Linked DNA regions of Mus musculus: regions 2, 3, 4, 5 and 6 are each linked to region 1. A link is a loop called in an ENCODE intact Hi-C map of the cell type or tissue named here. Cell type or tissue: heart. All regions are shown on one strand. Region 1 overlaps Leng8 (leukocyte receptor cluster (LRC) member 8). Region 2 holds the start of Epn1 (epsin 1). Region 3 holds the start of Ppp6r1 (protein phosphatase 6, regulatory subunit 1). Region 4 holds the start of Cnot3 (CCR4-NOT transcription complex, subunit 3). Region 5 holds the start of Tfpt (TCF3 (E2A) fusion partner). Region 6 holds the start of Nat14 (N-acetyltransferase 14).

The links. Peaks named below come from ENCODE experiments on the same cell type or tissue, not always from the same donor. Only the 100,000 strongest peaks of a DNase experiment are listed, where the experiment ranks them.
Region 2: it touches region 1 in a loop (3-fold over the local background); 5 of 42 quality-filtered maps call a loop at or near these places.
Region 3: a loop joins it to region 1, with 2.4 times the contacts of the local background. A loop is called at or near these places in 3 of 42 quality-filtered maps.
Region 4: it touches region 1 in a loop (2.2-fold over the local background); 2 of 42 quality-filtered maps call a loop at or near these places.
Region 5: a loop joins it to region 1, with 2.3 times the contacts of the local background. A loop is called at or near these places in 9 of 42 quality-filtered maps.
Region 6: it touches region 1 in a loop (2.8-fold over the local background); 4 of 42 quality-filtered maps call a loop at or near these places.

What each region holds. Positions count from the first base shown.
Region 1 is chr7:4,143,799-4,148,798 of GRCm38, forward strand. It overlaps Leng8 (leukocyte receptor cluster (LRC) member 8), which reads left to right. Exons shown (of 16, transcript NM_001374609.1): 10 at 1-130; 11 at 255-540; 12 at 914-1,015; 13 at 1,097-1,165; 14 at 1,257-1,386; 15 at 1,468-1,675; 16 at 3,143-4,375. The coding sequence ends at 3,305. It overlaps Leng9 (leukocyte receptor cluster (LRC) member 9), which reads right to left. Exons shown (of 1, transcript NM_175529.3): 1 at 4,385-5,000. The coding sequence ends at 4,420. Among named protein-coding and RNA genes, the nearest start is that of Leng9, 3.6 kb to the right of the region's middle. In heart, a CTCF peak has its summit at 2,211 (motif pointing left); DNase peaks (open chromatin) are centred at 2,073, 3,153, 3,753, 4,703 and 1 weaker place; H3K4me3 peaks cover 438 bases; H3K27ac peaks cover 340 bases.
Region 2 is chr7:5,077,177-5,082,176 of GRCm38, forward strand. It overlaps U2af2 (U2 small nuclear ribonucleoprotein auxiliary factor (U2AF) 2), which reads left to right. Exons shown (of 12, transcript NM_133671.3): 12 at 2,006-2,769. The coding sequence ends at 2,140. Epn1 (epsin 1) reads left to right here and starts at 3,059. Exons shown (of 12, transcript NM_010147.4): 1 at 3,059-3,301; 2 at 4,842-4,945. In heart, no CTCF peak of the experiment used is centred here; a DNase peak (open chromatin) is centred at 2,975; H3K4me3 peaks cover 2,037 bases; H3K27ac peaks cover 1,327 bases.
Region 3 is chr7:4,656,094-4,661,093 of GRCm38, forward strand. It overlaps Ppp6r1 (protein phosphatase 6, regulatory subunit 1), which reads right to left and starts at 2,857. Exons shown (of 24, transcript NM_172894.2): 1 at 2,388-2,857. It overlaps Hspbp1 (HSPA (heat shock 70kDa) binding protein, cytoplasmic cochaperone 1), which reads right to left. Exons shown (of 8, transcript NM_001360629.1): 8 at 4,423-4,752. The coding sequence ends at 4,678. In heart, a CTCF peak has its summit at 2,973 (motif pointing left); DNase peaks (open chromatin) are centred at 1,638, 2,248 and 2,998; H3K4me3 peaks cover 3,352 bases; H3K27ac peaks cover 3,061 bases.
Region 4 is chr7:3,643,056-3,648,055 of GRCm38, forward strand. It overlaps Cnot3 (CCR4-NOT transcription complex, subunit 3), which reads left to right and starts at 2,214. Exons shown (of 18, transcript NM_146176.3): 1 at 2,214-2,529. Gm15927 (a long non-coding RNA gene) reads right to left here and starts at 1,290. Exons shown (of 6, transcript XR_003946711.1): 1 at 1,198-1,290; 2 at 759-1,114; 3 at 119-220. In heart, no CTCF peak of the experiment used is centred here; a DNase peak (open chromatin) is centred at 2,026; H3K4me3 peaks cover 3,694 bases; H3K27ac peaks cover 2,630 bases.
Region 5 is chr7:3,627,734-3,632,733 of GRCm38, forward strand. It overlaps Tfpt (TCF3 (E2A) fusion partner), which reads right to left and starts at 2,196. Exons shown (of 6, transcript NM_001290381.1): 1 at 1,819-2,196; 2 at 1,095-1,353. The coding sequence starts at 1,841. Prpf31 (pre-mRNA processing factor 31) reads left to right here and starts at 2,252. Exons shown (of 14, transcript NM_027328.4): 1 at 2,252-2,323; 2 at 2,825-3,009; 3 at 3,112-3,172; 4 at 4,935-5,000. The coding sequence starts at 2,833. It overlaps Gm15927 (a long non-coding RNA gene), which reads right to left. Exons shown (of 6, transcript XR_003946711.1): 5 at 4,465-4,762; 6 at 3,338-3,670. In heart, no CTCF peak of the experiment used is centred here; DNase peaks (open chromatin) are centred at 1,498 and 2,188; H3K4me3 peaks cover 2,536 bases; H3K27ac peaks cover 1,850 bases.
Region 6 is chr7:4,922,122-4,927,121 of GRCm38, forward strand. Nat14 (N-acetyltransferase 14) reads left to right here and starts at 465. Exons shown (of 3, transcript NM_001358881.1): 1 at 465-518; 2 at 1,087-1,208; 3 at 1,782-2,885. The coding sequence starts at 1,137. The coding sequence ends at 2,330. It overlaps Ssc5d (scavenger receptor cysteine rich family, 5 domains), which reads left to right and starts at 3,700. Exons shown (of 14, transcript NM_173008.3): 1 at 3,700-3,858; 2 at 4,369-4,395; 3 at 4,853-5,000. The coding sequence starts at 3,834. In heart, CTCF peaks have their summits at 1,222 and 1,975; DNase peaks (open chromatin) are centred at 650, 2,960, 3,610, 4,070 and 3 weaker places; H3K4me3 peaks cover 4,160 bases; H3K27ac peaks cover 4,942 bases; H3K27me3 peaks cover 390 bases.

The DNA of each region.
Region 1 (5,000 bases):
CAGACTCTGACAGCTCCTACTCAGGGAATGAGTGCCACCCTGTAGGCCGCAGGAACCCACCCCCCAAGGGTCGGGGTGGTCGAGGGGCCCACATGGATCGAGGTCGGGGCAGGGCGCAGCGTGGAAAGAGGTGAGGTGCTTAGGGTGTGATTTCTTCCTAGGCATGGGTGGGTGGTATTGGGTCTCACAGGTGGGGGAGATGGCCTTCAGAGTGGCTAAAGACATTGACTTTCTTTTTTACCCTTTCTCCCCAGACATGACCTAGCTCCCACCAAACGTAGCCGCAAGAAGATGGCAGCACTGGAGTGCGAGGACCCAGAGCGTGAGCTTAAGAAGCAAAAGAGGGCAGCCCGCTTCCAACATGGGCACTCACGTCGCCTGCGCCTTGAACCTTTGGTGCTACAGATGAGTAACCTGGAGAGCAGTGGAGCTGACCCTGACTGGCAGGAGCTGCAGATTGTGGGCACCTGTCCTGACATTACAAAGCACTATCTGCGGCTCACCTGCGCCCCAGACCCGTCAACTGTGCGACCTGTGGCTGTAAGTCCCAGGCATTGTGTGTCTGCCCCCAGAATGTGTTGGGCATAACATAAGATCGGGCACATGGAACATGTTGGGTGAAGGAAGTGGTAGCTCTGGCTGAGAAAAATCCTAGCATGCAGGCCCTTCACATCTGGGGCATAGCCTGGTCACAATCTCCCTTATGACCAGCAAAGTTAAGGGAGACTTATGTGTGGGGCCCTAGAGCCAGGGAGACTTGGAGCACTCACACCTGCTGTGTGTTGGTTTGATTTTGTTTGTTCATAGTGGTGAGTCACTGATACTGGCTTTGGTGCTGCTCTGGTTGAGTGGGGCACAGTGGCTTTGGCCTGTCAGCTGTCTGGCCACTCAGCTTTGATTCTCTTCCCTGAAGGTTTTGAAGAAGTCTCTGTGCATGGTCAAGTCCCACTGGAAGGAGAAGCAGGACTATGCCTTTGCCTGTGAGCAGATGAAGTCCATTCGGCAGGACCTGACAGTAAGGCAGCGCTGAGAGGGTGCTGATGTCAGGCCTCTTCCTGCTCTCCTCTCCCTGACTCTGCTCTTTTCTACTGCCCAGGTGCAAGGCATCCGGACGGAGTTCACTGTGGAGGTGTATGAGACCCATGCCCGCATTGCCTTGGAGAAGGTAGGAAGCTTGGTGGTTTCCTCCCACTCCTTTCTTGAAATCACTTGTACTTGCCTGTGCCTCACACCCTCCTTCCATGCCTTACCCTCAGGGTGACCATGAAGAATTCAACCAGTGCCAAACACAGCTTAAGTCACTGTACGCGGAAAACTTAGCAGGCAATGTGGGTGAATTTACTGCATACCGAATCCTCTACTACATCTTCACCAAGAACTCTGGAGGTGAGAGGCCCATCCCCAAGATGGAGGGGCCATGCCCAAGGTGCCACCCTGCCACCTGACCTCCAGTTATCTCCTGTGCAGACATCACTACGGAACTGGCATACCTCACAAGGGAGATGAAGGCAGACCCCTGCGTGGCCCACGCGTTGGCACTGAGGGCAGCCTGGGCCCTGGGCAACTACCACCGCTTCTTCAGGCTCTATTGCCATGCACCTTGCATGTCTGGCTACCTTGTGGACAAGTTTGCAGACCGGGAGCGCAAGGCCGCCCTCAAGGCCATGATCAAAACGTATGTGGCACTGCACTCTGCTGCCTTCTGTGCCGTGGCTCTGCCACGTCCCCTCCGCATCCTGGTCAGCCTTCAGCTCCTCTGCTGGAGTCCCCTCCCAGTCCCCTGTTCATAGCCCTAGCCCTCATTGCTTTCCTCATCGGCCACCTGCAGTTGCAGGTTTCCTCCCACTGTTCTGGCCTCACCACTCCTGGCATCATGTCCTTTCCCTCCCTGCCTCCTTTCTGTTCACATCAGTTTGGAACCTGCTTTATCTTCCCCCTTCTCAGGGCCTTTGCTTGCAGCTACGTGCTGCTCTTCTTCCTGACATACTAGAAAGGGTGACTTGATTCATATTGCTAGCAGTCTCTTGAGATGAGACCTTGTGCCCATTCCATTTTTGACTATCAGAAGTTTTGGGTTGGGAACCTGTGGTACCAAGGCCCTTGGGCATCAGACTGCACGAGGCTTGCCCATATGAGGAGGATTCCCAACACCACCACAACCTTGTCCTCAGATTTTGCTCCTGGATGCTGCTGCCATCTAGTGGTAGTGGTAGAGACCAGGAACGCTGTGCAGCAAAAGGCCCCACAGCAGTGTGTGCCAGTCTTGCCAAGGTTAAAAAATGCTGGTCAAGAGCTCTGTCGATAGTCTTGAGGAGCCTTGACTGTCAGGCTGCGCAGCAGTGTTTTGTCATTAGTGGTTCCATTATAGTGGGATCTGCAACTTAGGGGTCAAGAAACCTGTTTGAGAATTTTCTAAGTCAGTCCAACCCAAGGGAGGTGGGGCTGTGACTCCAGATTGACTAGCTAAAATGAATGGACATGAGGCTACTCAGCCTTTTGTAATCCAGAAAGCCACTCTGTGGGCAGCTTTCAAGCTCTGGCCTGTGTTGGCCTCACTCTAACAGCACCTTTGCTGTGAGCTGAGCACAGCAGACAGATCCCTCAGATATCAGAGGCAGGCTGTTCTGTCCCAGGGCCATAGGGTGCCTGGGTTCCAGATACTTGGTAAGGCTTAAAGTGGTCTTCAGGAGAGGGTCCTCAAAATTAGCGGTACATGTACACTATTAGGGCATCTGAGTAACAACCAGAAGGCACTGCTGAGTGTAACACTCTGTGCAAACATCCGGGGGGGAAGGGGGGGTAGGGGGGCGCCATTGTCCCTACCCTCTGAGCCCATGTACCACTTACTCTGTCTGGCTCCAGCTCCTCAGTCAGCAGAGGAGCCAAGCTGGGCCCTTTCCCTCCTGCCCCCTCCTTCCTGAACAGGTAAGTGTGGGCGAGGGGGGGCACAGCTGGGCACTGGGGCTACCAACCCCATCCCTTGCCCCCCCAAGCCCCTGAAAATGGGGAGGTCGGGAGGGGCTGCAGAAGCCAGCAGGTTCCTTGCTGAGGAAAATACAAGCCCAGATGGGGAGCATTGCTCCTTGTTCTTGGGCCCTCCCTTGTCTGTTTGCCTCATCATTTTCTCCTCTTGTCTCCATAGCTTCCGCCCTGCGCTGCCCGTCTCCTACCTGCAGGCCGAGTTGGCCTTCGAGGGCGAGGCCGCCTGCCGGGCCTTCCTAGAGCCCTTGGGCCTGTCCTACACGGGCCCGGACAACTCCAGCGTGGACTGCCGCCTCAGCCTGGCGCAGCTGCCAGCCTTCTAAGCACCCATCGAGCACGGGCGGGAGCAGGGCTGTGGCCCAGCGCCGCCTTTTCACATTTTTTGAGCCATGGACATGGGTTGTAAAAATTTGTGGGGAGTAGGCTCCAGGAAGAGCCAGCATCCCTGCCCCCGTTTCCCACCGGGGACCTGTACAGAGATTTTTTTCTACATTTTTATTTTTTGTCTCAGAGGGGATAATTGGGAGTGTATAGTGGAGCAGGGTGGGGCGGGGCTACAGGTTCTGTGTGCACCTGTCACCTCCACTAACGCTGTCTCAGTGTTTTCTCTCTCTCTCTCGAGCTCGTAGTCCAGCGCCTGACTCTGCGTCGGCCCATCCCACGCTGGGGCCAGCAGAAAGAAGACAGGCTGTCCAGGCCGCACCCGCTGCAGTGGGGCACCAGCCGGCCACACCCATTGCCTCGGCTGCCTCTTCATAGACTCTTGCTGCCCAGCCGTTGGGGCCTCAGTGTTTGGGGTGAGGGAAGCCACTTAAAGACTATGCCCCACCTTCAGCTCCTCACCCCAGAAACTCCAGCCAGCACCACCGACACAACCAGACCAGCGCCACACCGCACTGAGGACTCCAAGGCCTTCGCGGGACCATGCCGGCCGGGCTGCCTCGTCTTACTCAAGTTGTATTAAGTTGTCTCCGTGTCCCTTCCTCCCTCTGCCCCAATGTTTCTTCTGATTTTTTTTTTTTCTTTCCCTCCTGCCTCTTCCCTTCCCACTCCCTGGTTCAACACAGGTAAAATGGTTACCCTCCCTTCTTTCCTCCCCTCTGCCTTCATGGATCACCAACTCACGTCATGTTTCCTTCTCTTTTCTCTGTGTGTGTGTTTATTTAAGTTACTTTTCTTCCTTCTCCCCTTTTCTTTTTACCCCTCCCCCTTCTGCCATGTAACTGGAGGATGTGCTATGAGGTTGCAAACAGCTGGACTGTCAGGCTGCTTTTTCCCAGATGCCTCCCTGCCTCCCTCCCTCCCTCTCCCCTCCCTTCCTTCATTCTCCTTGAGCATTGAGTACAGTACATTTTGGAAGCTTGAAACCAAAATTAAAGAGAGAGAGCGAGAACCTGTTTCTGCTTGGCCTGTTTTATCCGAAATATGAAACCTCGGTCATTTCAGGGAAATTTCTACCAAGGGAAGATAGCTATGCCCTGCTCTACCCATGCGGCAAAGCCAGAGTTTACTTAGGGGCTGCCTTCCTAGCTCCTGGTTCAGGGTGTACTCAGGCTTAGGGAGGCAGACCTGGGTTCCATGTGGTACCTTAGCCAGGGTGAGGTGCGGTTGTAGTTCTGGCAGCAGCACCACTCTAAGCCCTTCGGCCTCTAGCCTCTGATTCAGTGTTTGGGCCATACCTGTCAGTGTGGGGGAGGGTGTGGCACAGAGCACATGATGGCCCAGAAGAACCAAGTCCCTGAACTGTAGCTGGGAGGGTGCCTGAAGCCCTGGTTTCAAGATGGCTCTCCGAAGAGCTCTAGCTGCTGCAGCCTCCTCCCCAGGGCCTGTCAGCCTTAGCAAGACCACTGTCAAGTGCAGGGCCTGTGCTGGTACCAGGAACTCAGCACAAGAAGGGGCAATCCGGACCAGATGCTCTTGGGCCTTGACCACCTCAGCCCTAAGCCCAGACTCTGTCACCATCAGTGCCACAAAATGTGTGGGCCGGGGCTGGCGAGGGGCCCTTCTGTCGTCAGGCC
Region 2 (5,000 bases), 930 kb after region 1:
GATAAAACTGTTTAGTCAAGGTGATATTATCTAGTGAAAACATACAGGTTGTATGCCCCATAAAACTTGAAGTGGCGAAATTGCCCAGTGACATTCAGAATATCTCTGTGTCCATAGTGATGTGGTGACTATAATGGGCAATGAGAAATGGATGAGTTTGTGGAGATGGGAGTGACAGGTGAGGTGGAGCCATTTTTAGGCCTACTGCCTCTGAGGTTACTTAGATATCCTAATAGAGTCAGCTAGGAAGCAGTTAGCTGGGTAGATGGGAACTCCCAAGTGGGTGAGGATTGATAGAAACTCAGACATGGGGAGGCTGGGCAGGTTTCAAATGAATCTTGGGAATGCAGCAGAGGTCTGGTGCAGTAGTCAAAAGGAAGAAGACTATCTGACTAAAAAAGCCTCTTGACTGCTTCTTTGCCTGTATTTGATATGCCACTCTTTCTGATTCAGGCTGGCACCTTAATGGAAGCCTGCCTTAAATGGGGATTGAGTAAATAAATACAGGATCTCTGAATGCACAGACTGGCCTCTTGAGCGGCTAACTCTTTGTCGGGGGGAGAGAGTGTATTGATTTTCATTTGAGATGGGGTTTTACTATGGTGCCTCAGCTTGGCTAGCTTTGAACTAGTGTCACTTAGCTACCATATTAACCTTTGTTCTATTCTTAAACTTCTAAAAGTATATGAGATTGATGCTGATGCTTAGTGTATATTATCCAGCTTTAAGTTATCAATATTGGGGGGGGGGGTTGTTTCTGCTTTGAGATGGGGTTTTACTGCATAGTCCCTACTGATCTTGGGCTAGTGATCTTGCCTCAGCCTCCCTGCTGGGATTGCAGATGTGTATCCTCACACCTGGATTATGCAGTGAGTACTTAAAGCTTAAAGAGTACTTAAAGCTTAAAGAGTAGGTGCTAGCTACACTTCTGTGTTAACAGACAGTGCTTATTATCTCTGTCCCCAGAACCAGCGGGCTAAACCCATAACCTTGGTTTTTTTAAAGAATGCTATTATAGTAAAACAGTCTTCATTTAATTCCTTGGTGTCTAGTCTACCTAAGTTCTGTTTAAATGTTACTATCTCTAAAATGTCTTGTTTCAGTAAGGTCCAAATCCTGATTTTGGTTGCAGTTTCTTTTTAACAGATTTTTTAAAAAGATTTATTTAATGTATGTGAGTACACTGTCGCTGCCAGACCCACCTGAAAACGTCATCGGATCCCATTAGAGATGGTTGTGAGCCACTGTGTGGTTGCTGTGAATTGAACTCAGAACCGCTGGAAGAGCAGTCAGTGCTCTTAACTGTTGAGCCCTCTCTCTCCAGCCCCTTTTAACTCACTTGTTTTTGTTTTTGTGCAAGCATAGGACAGTGTTTTGGGAAGGAGTCGGGTTGAATGCAGGATGCCGGAATTGTAGGGCCATTTTGCTGGCCCCATAAAGTTTCTATCACTTTTATCTCATATTCTCTCCACTCTCTTCTGAAGTCAACTGGTTTGTTAAAGTAGTGCGGTAGTCATGCAGTTCCCATGTTAGGGGACCTTCATTGTAATCATTTCCTTTAAGGTGATTGAGTGGTTCAAGCAGGCTTGTCAACATGGATAGATGAACCTGTTTTAATTCAGGTTGGGCTTGAGTCCTAATTTCTGAGCTTTCCTTACCTTGTCTGTGGGGAGAACATGACAGTTGTGGCTTGGGGAACACTGTAGGGTGCATGATGCAGAAGTGACCCCTTCTCTCCTCTGGGGTCTTGCCTCTGGCCACTGCCCCGTGTACTTAAGTGACTCAGGCCTGCCTGGTTTTCTTCATTTCTGTGATGTCTCGCTTCTGTGCCTTGTTCTTGGGTACTGGAGAACGTTTGGGTAAACACCCTCATACTGAACTGAAGTCCTCTGTGCAGTGTGGTGAGGTGTTCTCTCATTTCCTGTGCTGATTCTGTACTTTAAATGAATGCTGAGTAGATGCTAGGAGCCAACCTTGTTCACAGATATGCCTCTTGTTCCTACAGATCTTCGTGGAGTTCACCTCTGTGTTTGACTGCCAGAAAGCCATGCAGGGTCTAACCGGTCGCAAGTTCGCCAACAGAGTGGTGGTCACAAAATACTGTGACCCTGATTCTTACCACCGTCGGGACTTCTGGTAGAGGTGGCTGGGGGAGGGTGGGGGCAGGGCTGGCTGGGGACTTTCCCCCCACCTGTCCCCTCCTCCTTTCCCCCCTCTTGAAGAAGATGGGCAGAGGAGTGACAGCCGAATGACAGCCGGCAGCAACTGGAATGGCAGCAATTAAGGGGGGTGGGGGGTGGGGGGCTAGGGCAGGAAGGGGACTGGGCAAGTGCACACAGGCCCACACAGACACATGCACCCACACAGACACAGAGGGAACGGGCTGGGATGGGGACTGTGTGCACAGCAGGGCGGGTAGGACCTCCACAGCCCCTTCCCAAACAGCCTCTTATCCCTTACACCCCTTTCCTCCTCTCTTCCCCCATGGTAGGAACATAGCGTGTTTATATTTTATGGCCAAACTATTTTGAATTTTGTTGTCTGGCCCTCAGTGCCCTGCCCTCTCCCTTTGCAGGACCACAGCTCCCGTCCTTTGGCTTCTGGTCCTTCCTGTTCTCCACCCTGGTTTCTTAAGTAGTTGGTTCTTCTCCTTAGTCTTCCTGACTCAACCCGTGGTCTCTGTCCCGCTCCCCCTCTCTGTGGCAGTTTCATATTTGCTAATACGAATTTGCTCATTAAACATTTTGTTGTATTTTACTTTATGGATCCTCATCTGTGTCCAGTGTGTCCGCCCGTCTCTTTCGGCCGAGGGTGTGGAGGGTGGCACCCAGGGAAGGAGGCAGGCCTGAGGGTCCCGCGAGGGTAGCCACAGTGGAGGCTTCAAGGCTTGGACCTTTACGCGTCTCCACTGCTGCGTAGATGCGGAAGTGACGCAAGGGCATAAGGACGCGCAGTCCCGTGCGCCGGAAATGGTGCCGGGGTGGGTTTGGTCGCGGAAGTGGAGGCTGCCGGGCGAAGTGCAGAGGGCGGGGCACGTGAGTTCATTTCCGCTTCCGGTCCGCTGCCACCTTCGGTTGCTTCCCGTCCGCTCGGCGGCTCCCCTCCCCCGCCCGGCTCTCTGCGCCCCTCCCGGGCGCCGGGGCGGCGGGGCCGTCGCTGTGCGGCCCTCCGTGCGTCTGTGCGTGCGCACGTGCGCACTTCTGCTTCCCGCAGCTCGGCGCGCGCCCCGCGACACCGAGGCCGAGCGGGGGCAGGGGGCTGACCGTCATGACCCCTGGAAGCCCGGTATAAGCGGGCCGAGGTGAGCGAGGGGCGCAATGCTGGCCTCCGTCGCGGCAAGTCCGGTGTTCCGGCCTGGGCCGTGGCGCGCGCGGGTCCAGCCAGCCTCGGAGCCGGTGTTCCAGCCGCTGATGGCTTGTGGCTGCTTTTGTACCGCTGTGCCCGGGTCGGGTTTGCCTGCCGGTGTGTGTCTTTTTTTGGGATTGTCAGTGTCCCCGTCTCGCGTGGCCCTGCTGTCTGTGTTGCTCTGCTTCTGTGTTTCTGTGTTTGTACAAAAGGGCTTGGAGATCCGAGTGCTGTTTGTGTCTTGGATTGCTCCGTGTTCCTGTCAGGATGCATGCAATGCTTGTATTTTCTGGGTTTCTGTGTCTTCATTTCCCCAGACTGGTCTCCCTCTTGGTGCATTATTTCTCTCCGGGTCATTGCTGTCGTCCCCAGGCCCAAAATTCCTTTCTAGGAACCCACTGCTTTTGCTTAGGATGTGCTTCCCAGGTTTCTGAGTCTCTGGTGTTCTGACAAGAGCTCTGGCTGTGGATTCCAAAGCCCCCGCTGCTTGCCTTGGTCTTCAGTTTTCCTAGTCTTCTAAACGGAAGCATTCATAATTCCTGCACCACAGGGTCTCTGCGCATTGGAGTGGTCCTGGTAAAGTGCCTTACAGTGTCTGGCCTGGAGTTAAGCATGTGATTATTAGTAGCTCTAGTTACTAGAGATTTTGTCTCGCTTAGTATTTGATACCAGGTTTTTGAGTCCCCCTTGGGGACTCACTATATTGTTTGTACTGTTTAATAAGAAATTCTAAATTAACTGTGGAAAATGGCCCCATTTTCAGCAGCATTTGTGAGATTTAGTATGTTTTTTTTGAACATGCTTGAAGTAGGTAGTTGGTGTTAGGATAGTGCGTCTTTAGATGCCACCCTTTTGGAAATGTTTTTTCTGATAATAATAGCAGCCAGGAGTACCGAGCGCCTACTATCTGTGGGGCACAGAACCAAGTTCTTTATGTACCCGTCTTATTTAATCAGCAAGCTTGCCGGGCAGCACCCCTCCCTTTGTTACACAGTTAGGTGAACTGAGTCACAGGGTTGTTTTGCTGGTTGCTTATGTGGCCGGGATTTGAGTGCAAATTTTGTGTTCTTTTAAGTTATATCTCTTCCCACCCCCCCCCAGCCCTGGGTGTCATGTGTGTGTTTTGTTTCAGGGTCCCTGTCTTTCTGTCCTCCCTGTCCTCCTGCCTCGCTGTATTGCTTTCTTTTTGCCCGAGTTTTGGTGTGTCTCTTCTCTTCTCTTCTCTTCTCTTCTCTTCTCTTCTCTTCTCTTCTCTTCTCTCTCTCCCCCCCTCCCTCTTTCTCTCCCTTTCTCCCTCCCTTTCTCTCCCCTCCCCCAGTCTCCTTATGTTTGTCATATGTTTGTCTTCTGGTGTCTGTCCAGGCCTGACTTGGGACCCAGCTGCTTTTTTTTTTTTTTTTTCTTTGCCTAGTTATGCCTGTTTGCAGGTGCTCCATTTTCTGGCCTGAATTCAAGGTAAAGAGCAGCCTTTCCTATTCTCCTATGTCTTCCTTCAGGTTGGATCATGGTAGGGCTCAGTAAATCTCCCTCCATGGCTTGTTGGAGAGGCACAGACTGGTGATCGGAGTCTACTCTGGACCCAGGCTGCTCCAGTTGTGAGGTGTGTGTCCCTGGGCAAGGTGCTAATGTGCCCTTGTTCCCTCCTGTGTAAAGTG
Region 3 (5,000 bases), 510 kb after region 1:
GGGGAGACAAGACTGTTTTCCTTCAATGGAAAAAAAAAAAAAAAAAAGATGCCACATGACCCAACAAAAGCAAACAACCAAAGAGGATGCATGTAAAGGAAAAAACACAACAGCTCCTACACCACACAGAAGCTCAAAGCACATAAGATACTTAAGCAAAATAGCAGAGTAGCAGTGTTTCTCTACTGGCATCAATAGAAGCTGAGACTACATAGCTATTTGTGGTGAGTGGCTGCTCTGTGCATTAGAAGACAATCAATAGCATCCCTGGGTGGGATATATACACTAAACGTGGGAAGCTTACTTTCTCTACTCCTACAGTTTTGACAACCATAGGGTCTCCAAGCATTGCCAAATGTCTCCGAGAGGACATATCATACCCAATGAGAACTACTGGGATATATTATCAAAAATCAGATGATAATCCTAAGAGATACTGATTCGATATACTTGCTGTGTGCCTTGCATTCTGATAGGCATCTACAAACATTGCACTCAATATCCTGAACCACTTTACACAGACAGCCCTCCTATTAGCCCACTTATAGAGGAGAAACAGGTACTGAACACTTGCCTAACTTTTCCAAGGACTCACCACTAGGAAAGGCAAGCACCAGGACTCAAACTAAGTCTAACTCACAAAAACTCTTGCTCTAGGTAATTCCTCATTATACCAACCCTAAAACTAGAGTAGAGTCACTGAATTTGGGCAAAATGATTTGCATTAGGCAAAGGTTACCAGGAAAATAAATAACAAAAAACCCACAGGAGAAACATTTCAAAGAGCACAAGATAACTCCAAGTGCATGTGGCAGAACACAGCAAGTGCTCTCGTGTGAACTGTCCACATTAGCTGTGCAGAATGCACATAGAAACAACTCATACTGTGTTGTTGAAGCAATCCAGTCCCTGCAACACTGGCCTTGAGTCTGACAGAACTTCTCCTTTAAGATGGAAGCAACTCTGTGGCAGTTTTACAACCCTCAACCCAGTACCACATTTGTCATACAGTGCAGCTTCCTTTCCAGAAACATCTTGCCTCCAGGTAATACATCCTCAGTACAATTGCCTCAGTATATAAGGAGTGGTCAAGACCATAACTCCCTTGGACTGGCAACATAAACATTAATCCCAGGTACTTAGAAAACTGAGATTAGACGATTGTGCGTCAATAGCCCACCAGCTCTTCAGAGTTCAAAGCAAGCCTAAAAAAATTTGCAAGATACTGCCTCATAGTTTAAAAGCAATAGGAGAGGCTCAGGCTATGTGTAGCTCAGTCGGTGGTAGAATGCTTGCTCCGTGGCAGGAAAACTGGGAGTTGAGCCCTAGTACCACCACCGAAGGGAGGGGGGAAAAGGACTACCAACCAGGTCACTTAAGGCCCTGGACAGCAGCTCCAGCCAAGCCATTCCACCCTTGCCCTCTTAACACTTCAACCCACTCCATCCTGGCTCCCTCAGTGTTCCCACCTTCACATATTTGCACGCGGTGTTTCTTCCACCTGGAAAGCTCTTCTTCCCACTCTCCATCTGTTAACTCCCACTCAGCCTTCCTCGACAGAAAAGTCACCCATCCGGCCGGTCTCACCAGTCTCTCCCACTCTGCGGCCTGCTGCCACAGCACCCTGGGTTACCACCATCACAACACACAGTAATTGTGACTGTCCAGCTCTGCCTTTGGCTCCCTGAGTAGATAAAAGTACCAGGGACTTCCACTGACCACTCCCTCCTGGACCCAGCAACCAAGTTCTGCCCTCAATGGGCCTCATCTCACAGAATACCCAGTAGCGCACCAAACAGTGGTTCCAAAGTGCCTCCTCACCACAGGAAACTAGGGACAAACAGGGACAGGACAGCCACAGCCAAGGCGAAGGAAAAGACCTGTTTAACCTTGCCTTCCTGAGCAGAGGGTGAGAAACAAAAAGGTCAAGAGTCCACGAAGGCTGGTGAGAGTGAAAAGAGTAGGTAGACACAGAGGTGAGCACAAAAGAGCAGGCAAGAGGAAGGAAAGAGAAAGGCACCCTAGAGGAGGAAGACTACGACAGGGGGGACAGGGGAGTGGGCCCAAATCCCAAGAGAGCTGAGTCAGAATGATAGGTGGAGGTGATGTAGATCCCAGTGGGAAGAGATGGGGGCTGGGGGCTGCGGGGAGAAGAGTCTAAGAGACTTAGAGAGGGTCCCCAATAGACGAGGAAGACGGGCTGGGAATGACAGCGAAGTAGACACAGGCCCGGCGACAGGAAATAGACTTGATGATACTGGCAAGTGGCTAAAAGACTTAGGGAGTGAAAGGGAGGATACTAAGAGACTCAGGGGCGCTCAGGGAGATTTGAGGAAAAGACTCCGGATTAGAAGGCGCACGCCCGGGAAGGCAGCTGCGGGGCTCACCTGCGCGGGGGGGCGGCGGCTCCTCGCACTCGGGGCTCATCGGGGCGCCCCTGCCGCCCCGCCGCCGGCGGCTCCGGCCCTGTCGAGGGGCCGGCTAAGAGGGGCGGGGGCGGCGCCGGTGGGCTCGCGCAGGCGCCCGGGCCGGAGCTCGCGAACCCGCGCAAGCGCCCTCCAGTCACAGGGAATCCCCTGCCTCACCACCGAGCTTCGACGAGTTCGGGTCGTCGCGAAAAAGTAGGCGCACTCGTTCCACCGCAGAGCTCCGTGGCCGACGCGAGGCCCGCGCAGGCGCCTCCGAAGCAGGGCGACGGGGGAAGTCGCCGCGGGTTACACACTGACACGCCGGCACCCGCGGGACAGGAAAAAGAAGCCTCCGCAGCCCGACGGGTGCAGAATTGCACCGAGAGCCGACGCCCGTCCCCTCGGCTTTACTGTCACCCGAAGCGGCTGGGTCTCCCCGGCCCCAGCCGTCCACCTTAAGGCCTCCGACGCAGGGCTACCTCCGCCACTGTCCCACAATGCCCCGAGCGCGGGAGGACGCAAGAAGACAGGCTCCGCCCTCTCGTGGTCGCTCTCCGTGCGCAGGTGCGCGAGAGGCCGCTAGGTCGGCCTGGCGAGGCGCGTGCGCGGTGAGCGCTGGCGCCCAGAACCCGCCCACTCCGGAACTCCGCGGCTGTCCGTGCCCACGGTTGCCAATGTTCTCTCCCTGAATAAACCTAGAGGGCCCAGTGCGCAGGCGCTGCTGCAGCCAGAACCCCGTTTTCTGTGACTACATTCCAAAATCCGCTGAATATTCGGTTCTAGGATCTTTCGCCCTGAAAGCTACCTTCGGAAATCCGATTGTTATTCCGACTCCTTCAACCATATTTCTTTGACTCGAGTCAACTCCTAAGAAATCCATTCCAACTTTTCGTCCTCACGCGAAGCTGGTTGCTTTTGTTCAGTCGGGTTCGTCCCGGATGCCTAAGCGTCTGCCGAGGTTTTCTGGCTGACCTCCTACTCAGGCATTTGCCCAAGCCGCGTCTACTGTTGCCAGTTGCTGCACAAAGCCTCCTCTTGTAACAACCGGGAGGAACCCCTTAACGCCGGGATTCAGTCACTAAAGGGCCTTTTCTAGCGCTGAGCCTCGGTTTACCCCAACTTTCATCCCCTGCTCCTTCGTGCCCGTTTTAGAGGTCAGCTGTAAGGACTAGATAAATGCATGTAAGAAACATTAGTTTTCCTTTTTTAAAACAGCAGATTAGGACTTTATATTTCGGGGACATTTCACGTCAGTCATTATTTTGACTTTCAAGGGATGTAGATATTTTTCTCCACCCCTTCTCAAATGGCTTTAATGGACTTGCACAGATTAACACCTGTCAGTAATTTTTTTCGTCTTGTCTCTCCTGGGCTGTGCTGCTTTTAATTTTTGTTCGATCTTGTATCAACTGAGTTCTGTGTAAGAGAGCACCTTCATATTAAAAGTGAACACTAGCTCTGCTCCCTGTCTCCTTTAAGTTCAGCCTGCCCCCCCCCCCCACCCCACCCCCAATTCCAGGATGGGTCTTCTCTCCCCAGTTAGACCTTTCTGGAAACTCATACACACACTGGAGATGTGTTTCCATGGTGATTCTAAATCCTGCCAACTTGGCAATGAAGATTAACTTTCACACAAAACTTCAAGGATGTCGAGCTGGCTTCATGGGCAAAGGTGGCTGCTGTGCAAGCCCATAACCTGGCTCAACTTAAAATTCGATCCCAATACCCACATGGGAGAAAGGGAGAATCAATGCCCCACACTGTCCTCTAACCTCCATTCACAGGCCATGCCCCTCTTTATACACTCAAATATGTTTTTAAAAGTACGTGTGTGTGTGTGTGTGTGTGTGTGTTAAAGAACAGATGGTCCCAGCACAACACAGCAAGAAAAGACAGCAGCTCTGAGGTAAGAGCAACACTTATTATACCTTTAGTGACCATCTCCCCAAATCCTCTAAGCTCAGCCCCTCCTTCCTTCCATAAGAACCTTCCAAAAAACAATGCAAGACAGCATAAGGGAGCAGGAGAAATGTTTTTATTTGAAGAGCAGTGTGGACATGAGAAGAAAGGATGACAGAAAGCAAGGGAGGGGATCAAGGGGCCAGCACCTTTCTCAGCAACCCCTCCAGGGGGCTACCCAGAGATGGGCTGGCAGGCCCAGGCCCAGGCCCAAACAAGGCCTGGCAATCCCTTAAGAGAGAGTGCCTGGGAAGGAGGGAGGCAGGAGGCCTGGGGTTCCCACGGAGAGAAAGCAAGGAGCCACCTGGTCTCAGCGATCCATGCTGTCGTCGGTAGGGCTAGAGAAACAGGTCTGTAACAGCTTTTCACAGAACTCCAGCTCCTCCTGGATCAGGGTGAGAGGAGTCCTGAGCGCGGGCAGACCTGCCTGCCATACATTCAGCAGGCAGAACACTCTCCTGTATTTCTAAACTACCTGCCACCTTCCCACTCCGGACGCCCAGCCTTTCCCAAGGACCACTGCGCCAATCATGATCACTTGCCCTGCTCATGGGTTTCTGAACTCCACACATAGAGTCTTGCGGCCTCCCAGACTGGTCAGTCTTCACATCAGCCCCCTAAGTTCAATCCCCA
Region 4 (5,000 bases), 500 kb before region 1:
CCCAGCGTTACCAGGCAGAGACCAGATTTCTGTGAGTTCTCTGGCGAACCTAGTCTACACAGTGACTTCCAGTTCCTTAAAAGGTCGAAGAAGCAGCCACATGGTGGTAAGCACATACCTGAAATCCAGTACTTGAGAAATGGAAGCAGGAAGACTTGAAGTTCAAGGTCATTCTCTGCTGCAAAGCTCTAGGTCCAATCCAGCCTGTCCTATGTGAAATCTGTCAAAAAGGAGAGGCAAGAATCGACTGGAAATAGCTCAATAGTAGTCTTCCTCCCTAGCATGTTAAGCCTTGGTTTCAAATCTCTCTACTGGAAAGAAAAACAGGAATTTCCATGGATCATTTCAGGGAAAGAATAACTAGTTTCCAACTCTAGCTGTTGATGTAATTGTTCTAGCATAAGTCTTAAGTATCTGGATTCTACCTCCACCAACTCCCCCGGTGATTCTAAAGTGCAGCTCAGCCCGAGAATCATAACTGTTTTTAAGGCCATTAGTATATCCTGGGAGCTTGTTAGAAAAAGCAGAATTGGGGACCGCCTAGATAAGAAGGAAGCTGCATCTTAATAATTTGGCAGGGATTCCTGATAGAGCTAGAAGCAGTTCCCCATTCTTGGGCCCGCATGAAATAGCAAAACTGAATGAATAACAAACTCGAGAGAGTGTAGAAGCTGTTTAAAAAATCTGGACAAACACTGGTCCCTAGGTTTCACCTTCTTAAGTCTATGTGACCCTAAGAATATGCATCTAAAAATTACATAAATGTGTGAGCTTAAGTGCACCAGCAGATGCCAGCTGAAAGAGTCAGATCTGGAACTGAAGTTACAAGCATGCAAGCCACCCTGTGGGAACTGGTCCTCTGCAGGAAAATGTTCTTAACTGCTGAGCCATCTTTCCAGCCGAAGAATATGCCTTTTTATAAGCCATTTTTTCTCTCTTGCTTCATGCCATTCTGATGCGGTGAAATGCACGTGCACGTTCTCTTCAAGTGTGGATTTATCTTCTTTTCCTCCACATAGTAGGCAGAGATAGATCGAGTTTCCCCAATTCATGAAAACGTGGTGCTCACGTTTGCAACCTAGTCAGCAAAGGGCTATGGAGTGCTTCATGGGTACTAAACAACGAGAAATCCAGAGAGTGAGACTCAAGTATGTGTAAAAACGGCAGGAATCAAACAAAATTAAACCAGAGGCTCACCTAAGCACTCGGCAAGGGTGGTCGGAGAAGTTTACTCCTTAAGAAGCATAGCAGAACTCTAGTGAGTAGTCATTACAGATGTAACCGAGGTAGGGCAAAGCGCAGTTTCCTCTACAGCTGGAGTCCTTGCAACTCCAGGGAAGGTCCCAGTCTGCTAACTTAACCAGAGAAACGTCAGTCCCACGCCTTGTGTTTCTCAGTCGCTTCTGCAATGTTCCTGATTCCTTCTTTCTTTCTTTCATCCTTTAGAAAGCACTGAGTTTTAGAGATATACCAAGCAAACGCGCTTGGGGAATAACTACGAGGATCAGATAACAGCCTAGACAGGCAAAGGAAGGATGCTCCGACAACCACACCTGTCGGCAGGTTAATAGCTACCCTATTGGCTAACCGAGGGAAGGGGCGGGGTGTTTGTCTAGCTCCTCCCCTTAGGGCTGGCGGCTCTTTTGATTGGTAGATGACTTGGGTTTACTATCCCCAACCCTCTGGCACCTCTCCGTCTCCCACTAGATAAGCTTCCTTTAACACTCACACGCTATGCTTTTTGTCGTTTTCCTCTACCCACATTCATAGCTAACCAATGAGTTCAGGGTAGAATACACCTCGCAACCAATTACAGCTGCCTTTAAACTTGACGAGTAACTTCCCGCCCCTCACCCTGACTCCTCCCCGCTGCCAATTGATTTAGGGTAAGGGGGCGGACACATCCAATCAGCACGACACAGGCTTCCTGATTGACACCCAGGTCCTCGCGCTGGCGTGTTGTGCTCCGAGGAGGGGAGGAGGAGGAGGAGCTGGGAAGAAATACCCGAGCCAATCCAAGCAAGCTGAGCGGGAGGCCAATCGAACGCCGCGCCTTGCCGAGATCAGCCAATCATAATGAAGAGGTTGGCCTCATTCTCGCTAGGAACCAATGGGGCGCGCCTAACGGCGCAGAGCGACGTACTGCGGGAGCAATGACGGACCTATATTCGGGGCTCGGGGGCGGGCCGGCGCCAGAGAGGAGAAGAGAGGAGGGGAGGCCTCCGCCGCCGCCATCTTGGACCGGGCCCGTTCAGCTTCCGTGGAGCCGTCGGCAGCCGCTGCCGGGCCTTTCCTTGATCCCTGAATCCCCTACTCGGTCGTCTAGAACAATCCCGGGCCCACTTCCTCTATCAACAACCCAACCCTACTTCCGGCTTTCGCGCCCTCTTATCGCGATAGCGCCCGGGCTCGGGGCGCGAGGAAAGAGGAAAAAAAAAAAAAAAAAAGGCGGCGGGCGGGCGCTCGCCTCTCTCTCCCCCCTCCTCGCCTGTCGCGATACGCTCCGCAGCGGCGGCGCCAGCTCCTGCGGTGAGCGTCAGGTTCGACTGGGCCGGACCCCTTTCCCTCTTCCCTCAGCTCCATCGGCCGACTTCTTGCTCCGCGACCCTGCTGCCTGTCGCGACACGGCCTCAGCTCCCGCCGGGCCCAAGCCGCGCGCTCGGGCCCAGCTTCGGCTCGGGCGGGCGGGGACCCTCTCCTCTCTCTGTCCTCCCGCGTCCGGACTCCCGCGTGGCAGAGCGCCGGCCCCGGGTGCGAGGTGCCCGTCCTCCTCCGCGTCTGGCTGGGCTTGGAGCGGTGGGCGCGCTGCGGGCCGCGGAGGGGTCTTTCTGCTCTGGGCGCGGGGCCCACTCCTGCAGTCATGCCTTCCCCGGGAGCTCCATTCGGGAGCGTTGCCTCAGTGCACCCGAAAGCTCCAGCTTGTTGGTGTCTTGATAGGGGGAAGCCTCTTTGGAAGAGATGGATCTTGTGGAGGAAAAAGTCCCCAAGACCCGAGGGTGCAGTTAACGTTGTGAGTTGGAGCCTAAGCCAAAGTTTCCACCTAGTCCTTACAGCTCTAGCAGTGAAGTCTCCTAGAGGTCCCTTTCCACCAATCTTCTTTTTAAGGAAGCATGGGGTTTGTGAGTGTGTGTGTGTGTGTGTGTGTGTGTGTGTGTGTGTTTTGTTTTAACACTCCCTCCCCAAACCTTGGATTCAGGACTGTACCGTATTGCTCACTTCCTGGCTTCACATCTTTTGCATCTTTGAGGTGGGGTATCAGTGGACTCTAGCTTTGGGGATGCAGGCTCCACTACGATGCACGGTCTGCCTCGGTGGGTGAAGCTTCCTAAGTGGTTAGGTATTGCTGTGTGTGGTGAGGACCGCTTAGCTTTTCTTTCTAGATCTGGGTCGGTGGAATGCGAGCTCCCATGCTTTCAGTTGTTGGTGCTCTTCTGTTGGGACAGTTGAAGCACTTCTAAACAGCTGTATCTCGGTTCCGGGACTGTCATCCCTCTTAGGATTAGCTTTCTGTTCTTTTGGCTAGGGGCTTCCTCACCGTCTCCCTTCCCCGGTCATCACCTGGACTGCCATCTCTCTGTATTTCCATTCTCATCTGCCCAGCCTATGTGGATATGTGATCTTTTATAATTGAAATCCACTGGGTGAAAGCGTTTCAGAGGTAGAATGGTCCATCTCACCCAACTGGCACCCTGTAGGACTGCTAGCTCTCCTCACCGGAGTCTTCTGCTGTGTAAGGGGTAGCCTTTCTCCCTGCAGTTGTGTTGTCTTTGTCGGGTAGGTGTTGTCACCTGCCAGGTAAAGTCCCTGCCTTCTTTGCTATTGGCATCATCCCCTTTCTTGCGTTTGAGATGGCCACACCACCTATGTACCCAGTGTGAGGCTAGGATACTCTTGGGTGTGGGTGCCCCTGGCTAGTGTGACTCCTCCTTTGTGGTTTTTCTGTGAAGTTATGGTTTCTTGTTCTGTGTCTGAGACCTGGGTGAGAGACCACTGTGGTCACTTTGCTTGGGACTAAAGAGCATAAGGGGTGACTTTTCAAGGTGTCAGTTTCTCCTTACCTTGGTTTTTGGGCCTCTCTAGGGGAAACAGTTACTTCTAAGCAGGGTCTACTTTATTTACCTCAGAGAATCTTCCTGTGGCAGTGCCAGCATCCTCTCCACTAGGTTCAAGTTCCACTTTGAGTGCTGCTTGCCACCATCCCTGGCTTCAGTGTGAGCCCTCTTAGCCCTGTGCTATGCTCCAAGATGCTTCTGTGGTCACTTAGCAGTACCAGGCTTCAAAATTAAGGTTGTACCCCTTCATCAGGTCTCTGAATGATGGCTTGGCACCTGTGGTGAGAAGTTCTATAGATTGTTCTGTTGTTGGCTCCTATTTTGAGTACTTGATTTGAGGATTTGCTACAGCTGTGGACAGATGATCCTAATGATTTTGCTTCCACAGACGCCCAGCTTCCTCCATGCTGTTTGAGACCCTTCACCATCTATACATGTATTCTGTGTGAAGGTGTTTGCTTACCTCACAAGGGCCCTGTAGTGATGGCCTCCTCGAGCAGGACCTGGGAAGTGGGATGGGCAGTCTTCTGTGGTGGCACCTCTACTTTGAGGCTCTAGCACTTGCCTCTGTTTGCAGAACTTGTGCAGTCTATGCACCTTCTCCTTGTGAAGTGGGGCTTGGTTTTGTTTTGTTGTATGTGGAGAGAAGGTATTGCCTCCACTCTGGCTGTGGCTCCAGCCTCTAAAACACAAAGTCCTGGCTCTGTGGGCCTTGTTCTACTCAGGAGCCTTTTGCCAGTCACACATTGTCTTCTTTAATCACAGCTGTGCCCGTATTGATGGCTGAAGTATTACATCTGCTTGGTTTTTTTAATTTTTAAATTTATTTTTAGTCTACATGCACTTTGCCTGCACACATGTAAGTACACTGTATATGTGCTGTACCCGAGAAGGCTATTTTGTCCCCTGGGGCTGGAGTTATAGACAGACAGTTGTGAGTTGCTAAAT
Region 5 (5,000 bases), 520 kb before region 1:
TCCAGGACTTGCACACACCGTGTTTCAGGATGTCACCCACACCCAACAAAGATTTGTTGGAATCCTAACCCAATACTTCAAAAAGTGAGCATCATGCAAACACAGTAATGCCAGAAGCAGCCATGGCTCAACAGAAGTCACTGGTGCAGAGCCCAACCTGAACTTTGTCCTCATGAAAAGGAGAAACTGAGACACTGCCCTCCACCCCAGCCCTCCTATCACCCCCCTCCACCTCCTGTCTGTGCACTAGTTTCAAACCCCTTGCCAGCTCCCATTCATCCAAAGCGCAAATTCCAAACTTCTTCTCTGGTGTTCCTGACTTACTAAGACCTACTTACATTCTGCCCATAGCTCCTTCCTCCTTCTTACTAAGGAGGTGAACTAAAGACTCACGCGATGAGTTAATCTGAGAAAAGAAGGACCCAAGTGAGGTTCAAGAGGCAGAGTAGGCAAGCCTGGAGGTGCCTTAGGTGAGAGGCTGTGAATGAAATCTGAGAGTCACCTGTGACATACCAGAGGCAGAGTATCTGATGCTGTGATGGTTATTACTGATTTTTCAACTTGACAAGATCTAAAAATCACCTAAGAGACAAGACCCTATGCATGTCTTTGGCATGTGGGTTAATTGAGGTAGGAAGATCTACTCTAAATGTGGGCAGCACCATATCATGGGCTGGAATAAACTGAATAAAAAGGGAAAGTCAAGCTGAGTGCCAGTAGTCATCTCTCCATCTCTCTGCTTCCTGCCTATGGATGCAACATCACCAACTGTCTCATGCCCCTGACACTGTGTCTTCTCTGCCGCCACAGATCCTTAAACTCCAAGTCAATGTAAGCCTTTCCCCAAGTTGCTTTTCCCAGGTCACAACAAGAAAAGTAATGAATATAAATATTCTGGAAGAGACTACTTAGGGTGCCTGGCACAGACTTAGACCCACATGGATCTGTTCACTTGTTCAAGTACAAAAGGAAAGGGAAAAAGAAGGACATGAGGAGGAGGAGGAGGCGGTATGAGGAGGGGGTGGTGTTGGCATCGGCAGCGAGGCGGCAGTTCTGGCGAGAGGACCCCCAAATGGGAATCCACACTTACCTACCTGCTCGATCTCCCGGCAGCGCCGACCTAGTGCCTGGTACTTTCTACGATTTAGTTCCCGCTGGCGACGCCTTCGACCCCGGGCTGCCTCTTCCTCTTCATCTCGCTCCCGGAGTCCTGAATCACCCAGACCACCGGACACAAATTCCACTTCTGTCTCTAGCTCACTTTCTAGGATGTGGCCACCAAACAGGGGAGGCAGAGCCAGCTCTGAGCCTGGTGGCGCTGAGAACTCTTCAAAGCCCACGGCTGCCATGGTCCTGTAGGGCCAAGAAGTTTTAGGAGCCTATATTCTGGCTCTCCAAGTCCCTCCCAGGGGGACTTAGGTCCAGGCCCCAGCCTGGAGCCCAGATCCTAGCCCTCTCCTCCATCACACCCAGCAGCCCAGACTCTAGCCCTCCTCCCTCCTACCAAGAAGCCCAGACCCTAGCCCTTCTTGGTCACTGCCAGGGATCCAGGCCCCAGTCCTCGTCCCTAACAATGAGGAATCAGACCCTAGCCTCCTCCCTCAGACTTTGGAGCCCACACTCCAATCTCCTTGCTCTCAGATCCATAAGAACAGCAAATTCCAAATCTCCCCTACGATGCTCCAGTACTGCCTCCGGTTCTCCCACAGAGATTCGAAAAGAAAGCAACTGCACGAACTTCCCCATCGTCCCTGAGAGCACTACAGCCGATCGTTGCTGTTTTTGGAGTCCCCGTTTACACAAAGCTCAGCTACTCACCCCTCTCTCTGTTCCAACTCCATTTCTCTGGTCAAGAGACACCTCAAGCCTCAGAGAGGTGGAGTCTTGCGCAAAACTACCTCTCCCATCAGGCCTTGCGACACAGGAAAACTGGGAATTAAAGTTTCCTACTCTGCCTTCGTTTGCACCCGACTCCAAATTGCGGCTTGAAGCCTTCGGTTTATCCTCTAGCGCCTGCACCGATCGTCCACGTTGTCACCTTCTTTACTCCTGTCTTGTCGCAGTGTCGACTAGCCAAAGCGAATCTCTGTTTAGCAGGCTCAATCCACGGCGACGTACGACTTCCCCTAGCCCTAGAACCCAGCACTCCCGGTCGCCGTCCCGCGAGGCGGCTGCTAATAAAGTTGTTGTCCAAACGCTGCCGGAAATGTCGTAAACGGCCAATCAAAACACAGATTTATCGGCGGCAAGTAAACGTCATCAAAGAGAGCCGAAGCTCTGGGGAAGCAGATTTCTTGGAAACGATTGTGAGAGGATCGAAGCGGTGAGTGTGATGGAGAAGAAGGGATGGCCGGAAGCCAAGCTACTGGAGGAGAAAGTGTAGCGGGCGACTTAAATCATAGTATAAATAATAATATTAAACGTATGGAGCGCCTTAGAACTAATATTCAAGACGTGAGTGGATCACAGCATAACTTTAGGCTGAAATATGGCACGTGGGCCAGACGGGTGGAATGAAAGAACTGAAGGCAGGGTGAGGGAGCAAAGAGCCGGGTTAGGCAAAGATGAATAGTTGCTCAAAGACCCAGAGGTGTGGGGAAAAGTTGCCAGGTCAGGTGGTACCTGGAGGGATGTGCTGTGTTCTGTGTGGGTAGGAACAGGAGACAACCTCCGTGAACTAAGCAAGCTGTGGAGCCTGCGTGCGGCTACAGGAGCTGATGAAGAAGAAACTTAAGGGGATCCGGGAGAAGGTGCTCCTTCTGGTGATATGAGTGGACAGGGTCAAGATGCAGTATTAGGGAACCCCATTCTCCCTTTCCCATAGGCCTTGGGATGTCTCTGGCTGATGAGCTCTTGGCTGACCTCGAGGAGGCAGCAGAAGAAGAGGAAGGAGGAAGCTATGGAGAAGAGGAGGAGGAGCCAGCAATTGAGGATGTACAGGAGGAGACCCAGCTGGATCTTTCTGGAGATTCAGTCAAGAGCATTGCCAAGCTATGGGACAGCAAGATGGTGAGGTGGCACCCTTTAAGTCAGCGTTCCTAGGGAGGAGTGGCCGGAGAGCAGTTCTTTCTGAGAGGCCTAGTTTCTGACTGTGCTCTCCTTCCTCATCAGTTTGCTGAGATCATGATGAAGATTGAGGAGTATATCAGCAAGCAAGCCAACGTGTCGGAAGGTGCCTCCCACCCTCACTTTCCTCTGCCCATTCTGACTCCCCGACTCTCTTGCTCCTTATGGTTTTATCACCAAGTGTCTCCCTCCTCAGCTTTCCTCAGAGCATTCATTCTTCTTTTTTTTTTTAAATCCAGTTACTGACCCTCTGAAAACATACTGCATTGTACCCAGACATGATATGTGTTTATATCTCACCACTTAGGAGACTGAGGCAGCAGGTACATGAATGAGTTCAAGTCCAGTCTGGTCAGAGTCAGCCTGGGTAAAACCCTGTCTCAGAAATAGGTACATTCATGGAGTTGGAGAGATAGTTAAGAGTATCTGCTGCTCTTCCAGAGGTCTTGGGTTTAGTTCTTAGCATCCACATGGGTCATAACTATCTGTAACTCCAGTTCTTGGTGATCTGACATCTTCTGCTCTCCATGGGCATTATATATATATTATGCACATCAGGCAAAACGCATACATACATTTTTTTTAGAAGAAAGTGAGACAACACCTATGTTTAAAAAAAAGGAAGAAAGAAAAATAAACATGCATATTGTACTATAAAACTGATGTGTTTTCTAATTGTGAGAAGACTTGTCTCTGGGTTCTCTGAACTATAGGACCTTTTCCACATCCACAGACAGGGTGTGTACACATGTATGTACGTATATTTTTAAATATGGAGACAAGGTTTCACTCTGAAGTTCAGACTGGCCTAGAAGTTACTAGGTAGCCTATAGTGGCCTTGAACTCTCAGCAACCATCCTTTTTCAGCCTCCTGAGTGTGAGGCAGAAGCAACCATGCCCACTCTGTAGTCCCTACAGAAGGGACTGACTAACCCTGCATTGGGTCAGGGAAGAAGTGCCCCCTGTTGGAATTTGAGTACTTGTGCTAACCCTGGGGAAGGAACAAGGGCTGTTAATTCACTGAGTGATGGGAGTCTCCCAGCCAGCTTCTACAGGGATTCCAAGTGGCAGGCAGAGAAACTTCTTGTTCCGTAAAGCCAAAGAAAGTCACAGAACGTGACTGCCTGATGTCAAGTTTGATGAATCAGGTCTGCTCATGTCAGGTGTCTTAACTAGTGGGGGAAGTGGACACAAAGCCTGTCTAGCAGAGGTGGCCCAATTCATGCAGACTGTCACCCTTCTGGGGTGGAGGTGGGGGGTTGTTTAATGCCCTCAGAGTTTTAATGACCTAAAGGGACATGTGAGGCCACATTACTCAATACCAATTTAATTGTCTATGCATAAAGTGTGGTTTCTAGAAACAGACTTAAGGAATGTCCCAGGGAGATGGAGCAGTACCTGTGAAGGCAGGAGGAGTGAAATAGCCTTGAGTGCCCGGTGGCGGCTGGGAGGATGGAGCAGAAAAGCAGAAAGGATAATGCTGTAGAGCCAACGAGTCACCGGATCTCACTGAAGGGACTCCTGTGCTGTGTGCACCAAGGTTGCAGGTGTGGGGAACGTGGACCTCCATCTGTATGGGAGACCTTGAGTGCCAGTCTGAGGATCTTGCTCGCTAGCCTCAAGGCTTTGGGAAGCTATAGGAAGGTTTAATTTTGGAGCAAGATGAGGTCAAGACCAGATTGACCCAGAGGATAGACTGCAGGAGAAAGATGAGAAGCAGGAGTAAGGCTCCTGGAGAGGAATATAAGCCTCAGTGAATTCTTCAGCCCTTATGTAGCCCCCTCAGCCCCTCCTTTCTGATTCCATCCAGCCTCCACCTCAGTCCCCAGCTTCGTTCCTCCCCCATCCATATCCCTTCTTCTTTGTAGTGATGGGACCAGTGGAGGCAGCTCCTGAGTACCGAGTCATTGTGGATGCCAACAACCTGACTGTGG
Region 6 (5,000 bases), 780 kb after region 1:
AATGCTTCTCCGGGGTGGGGTCCAGCTCCCCCATCCTTTAAACTGTTAAGGCTTTTACTGTGCTGGGGGTGGGAGGGCGGGTACACTTGCAGAGGACAGAGAGACAGTGGGAGTCAGTCATGTGGGTTTCCTTTTGGCAAGCTCTCTTACTCCCTGAGCTATTTCTCTGGTCCTTTCCCAACCTTTGTATGTATTCGTCTGTAGTTGTACTTATAGCAGGGAGGGTTAGGGATCAATTTCTGGATTTTCCACTTCTTTCCTATAAACCACCCTTACCTCACCTGAAAGGTAGGTAGAGGAATATTATTAATTCAAACGATACCCCAGGTGCCTCCGGGTTGAGAATAAGGTCTCAGCTGATGGGGATGCTTGATGCTACCCCTCATCCCTTCCCTCAAAGACCCAAGCGCCAATGAGATTAGGTTCACAAGCAACGCCTCCTCTTCCTGATGCTCAGGTCGCTTAGCAACGAAGGACCAGCAAGAAAGGAGCTGTGCTAATCCTCCCAGGCAGGCCGGGTAAGAAACCCTCTCTGTCCCCCACTCCCATCCCCCCTTCTCCAAGGTTCTCCCACTGGCCTCCAGCAGGTCACAGCTCTTCCCTCGTCCTCGCAGTTTCCTCCATTACTCCCAACCCCTGCCCCATAGTGGGGGAAGCTTGGCAACAGTTGCTAAGGTGCCGGTCTTGCCTCCAGTCGGGAGCGTGGACGTCACTTCCGGTGGTGACCCTCTCCTGCCCCTGCCCCCCTTCTCCCTTACTGTCAAGGGATTCGAGCAACCCCGTGGAGGTGCCTTTCAGGGCCCTGTTTCTGCTATGTGGGGTGGGACCACTTCAGGAGACCGGCTGCTGGAGTTTGGATAGGGGATGAGTTTACAGGCAGATCAATGAATGTCTTCTCCGGAGTGGGGGACGATTCGGGACGATTTTCAGAGCCCCACTGGGTATGGAGGCACCTGGCCTGCCACTGTGACAGTCTTCTTTGGCAATGCTCTAGGGTCCTTGGCGATCTGGGAAACACTGCGGCCCATCCCTCCCAGGGCTCTTAGAACTCAGGTGCCCACCTAACACCAACCTACTTGTTTTCAGCAGGTGTACAACGTCAGCTCCCTTGGGGAGGGGCCTGCCTGGGGGCTACCATGGCCCCTAACCACCTGTCAGTGCGGGAAATGAGGGAAGATGAGAAGCCCCTGGTGCTGGAGATGCTGAAGGTGAGAGGCCGGCAGGGGCACCAGTGAGCATGCGCAGCTTCTTAGGGCCATTCAAAGTGGGTTCCATCAGCCCCGCCCACCTGCCTGAGCTCCGGGGGTCCTGGGGGAGGGGATTTTCGCCTCAGCTGTTTTTAATTGGTCTCTTTTCTCTACTGCCTTCTCCCTACTTAAACCTCAGCTGCCATTTTTAAAAAAGCAATTGAAAGGGTGTAGGGGCTGGGTGTTCAGGTCTCTTGACCTCCATTCAGCCCCACTTACCAGTCCCAAAATGAGGGCTACTGAGACACACACACACCCCAGACCTTCCAGCGAAGAGCCCATGTCTTCACTTTGCCTATCCTGTTCAGTCTCCTTTGGTGCGTTACCTTAGCATGCCATCCGGACTCATGGGCCTCAGGTCCTAAATCAGTTCATTTCATTCGGGCAAACCGCATTCATTCGCTCAGCCCTTAACACCCAATGGGCCAGACTGGGACCACCCCATCCGCTGGCTTCTCTTCTCACTTGAGAAGAGAAATCCTTCCTCGGAAGTTCTTATGTGATGAATGGCTGAGCCTCTACTCCCACCCACAGGCTGGTGTAAAAGACACGGAAAACCGTGTGGCCCTCCACGCTCTGACACGACCTCCAGCCCTTCTCCTCCTGGCTGCAGCCAGCAGCGGACTGCGCTTCATCCTGGCCTCCTTCGCCCTGGCCCTCCTGCTGCCCGTGTTTCTGGCTGTAGCCGCTGTGAAGCTGGGTTTGCGAGCCCGATGGGGCTCTCTGCCTCCACCAGGCGGCCTGGGAGGGCCCTGGGTGGCTGTCCGTGGCTCCGGCGATGTGTGTGGAGTCCTGGCTCTGGCCCCTGGTGCCAACGTGGGGGATGGAGCCCGAGTCACCCGCCTCTCTGTCTCTCGATGGCACCGTCGCAGGGGCGTGGGCAGAAGGCTGCTGGCCTTTGCCGAGGCTCGAGCCCGAGCATGGGCTGGAAGTATGGGGGAGCCTCGGGCCCGGCTCGTGGTCCCAGTGGCTGTAGCCGCTTGGGGGGTGGCAGGGTTATTGGAGGCCTGTGGCTACCAGGCAGAGGGAGGCTGGGGCTGCATGGGCTATATGCTGGTTAGGGAATTCAGCAAAGACCTGTGATTAGAGACCATGCCCACTGGATAGATGGGCAGAGAACCAGCACCTAAAGAACACCTACTGTGTGCCAGGCACTTTACATCCCCCCCTCAGTGTCTACCTAGTCTGCTGGGCTGATAGTGAAGCACCGAGGTTGATGGACTTACATTCCCAGTGTGCCTGCCAGCTGCAATGAGGACTCTAAACTCAAGTAGAACAAATCCCTTCTTGGTCTTCTGGGACCACTAGAGGTCACCGTGTCCAGTCCTTTGCCTCACCCCCACTGCCCCAGTCTGTATGCACTGAAAAACGTCGGGTTCTGGGTCTACAAAGCCCCTGCTGCCTGTGTTTGAGGTCTGGAAGGGAGATTTGAGGAAAGAGAGAGAGAGAGAGAGAGAGAGAGAGAGAGAGAGAGAGAGAGAGAGAGAGAGAGAGAGAGAGAGACTAAAAGTTAGAGTCTGTGACAGGGAACTCCCAAAGGGGACAGATCTTCTGGGAGTGGGTGGGGCCAGGAGCACAGTGTCTCCAAGCCCATCTGGTTTTTTACACTGTTTGTTAATAAACCCTGAAACTTCTGTGTGCCTGTCTCCTGTCTGATGCATTTTCCAGCTGCTCTCTCCAGACTCCCTCCTTCTGTCTGGCTCCTCCTCTCCGAAGAAGTTGACATTAATTGCTAGGGAAGTGTGTGTGTTGGGGGGGGGGGGGGGGCGCTGGGAAGAGGAGAAGCAGTGAGCTCACAGCGGCAGCCAGTCTTTGCCAGGCCTTCTGAGTCATGCTCCCCATTACCAAAGTTTTCCCCCTCACAGCTGCCTGGTGTGTGTGTGTGTGTGTGTGTGTGTGTGTGTGTGTGTGTACCCCCTCCAGACCGAAGCCTTGACCCCTCAGTCTCTCTACCCTCCATACCTTTGTTCTGGGAACTGGTAATAAGTTCAGACACTCTTTTCTCGAATCGGCACTGGGAGCTTCCCATCCAGATTTACCACAGTGGGTGACAAATGGACAGGAGTTTTTCAGTTTCTTTTCCTGATCTAGGAAGTCCCTCCTAGTATCTGGCTTCAGGCCCTCATGCTACTGCAGGATTCCCCAAAATCTGTCCACTCCCAGCTGCACTTACTTGCCTGGCTGGACAATAAGAGGAGGCAGAAGGGTGTGCCCTCAGCCCTGTCCCCCAGACACCCAGGCCTGCCCCTTCCCAGAGCTGCCATCCCCATAAGCATCTCTGAGCACGTGGCCCTCTGGAGCCTGGCTGGCCGCCTCCCTCCAGTGTGGGTGTTTGCACTTGAACACCTCCCTTCTGCCTGCCCCCCGCACCCCCCCCTCCAGCCTCAGCTGTGGCCAGCCCCCTCCCCCTCCTGTCCCCTGCTGCATCCCTGCAGCCTCTCTCCCTCCTGGCAGAGCCTTCAGCCCAGCCTGCTCCTAGCTGTCCAGGGCTCCTCAGCAGCTGCTTCCCTCCCTGGCTGCCTCCTCCTCCCCTCTCCTGCCCTCCTTCCCCTTTCACCCCATCCCCTGCCCCTGGACTCTGCGAACATGAGGGGCTTGGCCTGCCTCCTTGGTGAGTGATCCATTTCCTTGGGGGGGGGGGTAAGCACCTTAGGGGCCTGGACCCTTACCTCTGACCCAGTTAGCTTCTCCAGTTTAGGGGCTCATACTTGAGGGAGCCTGTTCTGGTCCCTGGTGCAGTGTGATATCCTGACATCTGGCTGGCCCCTCTAATCCCTGAGGGACCCAGCCTTCTGCACGTCCTGCCTAGCAGCTCAAGTGACCTGCCCTTTGTTGCCCTGTCATGTACTCTGTAGCGCTATCACTCCCACCATTCAATCTGGTCCCCAGTCCTGTTTTCAAGGGTCAGGCATCTGGGGCCCCACCCACCCCAGGGACCTGTAACTTATCCCAGCCTCCTCCCAAAGTCCATTCCAGCAGTGGGGTTTCTGACTCAGAGGTGTGAGGAATCTGACTGTGAATGGGTGCTTCCCACTGTACTGAGGCTGGGAGCCTGCACTGGGGAAAGGACCCCTCCCCTCTGATTTATCCTTCACTCTGTCCCCTCCAACCTCCTTTGCAGCAATGCTGGTGGGGATCCAGGCTATAGGTAAGTGTCCTGATTCTACACTTGGCCTCACCCCGCTCCAACTCCCCCCCTCTCCTTCTGGTCTCTGCTACCCCAATTCCACTCCCCAGACATTGCTGCCATCCAACAGGGACAATGAGTCTTCTCTAGAGTTAGCTGCACGCTGACCTATGGGAGAGGACCAAAGTTATGAGGCCAGTGATGGGGAGAGGAGTGGAAAGGTTATTTGACCCCCTTGTGGGGCAGAAGGACCGGGGATGCCTGAATTCCCTGGTTCACAGTGTCCTTCCACACAGCCCCCAGCATCTCTGAGACATTCCTCTCATTGCACCTGGGAGTCTGGGACCAGGGTCCAGCCTCCAGGGTAGCTGGCTTCCTGGTGGTAGCTTGTAAGGTAGTCCCCCTGCCTTGGTGTTACCGTAGACCCCCAGCCAACAGTACTCCTGTGTGGGGTCACAGCTTTTCCTTCATCCCTCAGAGCGACTCCGCCTGGCTGATGGTCCTCATGGCTGCGCAGGACGCCTGGAGGTCTGGCACAGCGGGCGCTGGGGCACCGTGTGTGATGACGGATGGGACCTTCGGGATGCTGAAGTGGCCTGCCGTGTGTTAGGCTGCGGAGGGGCGCT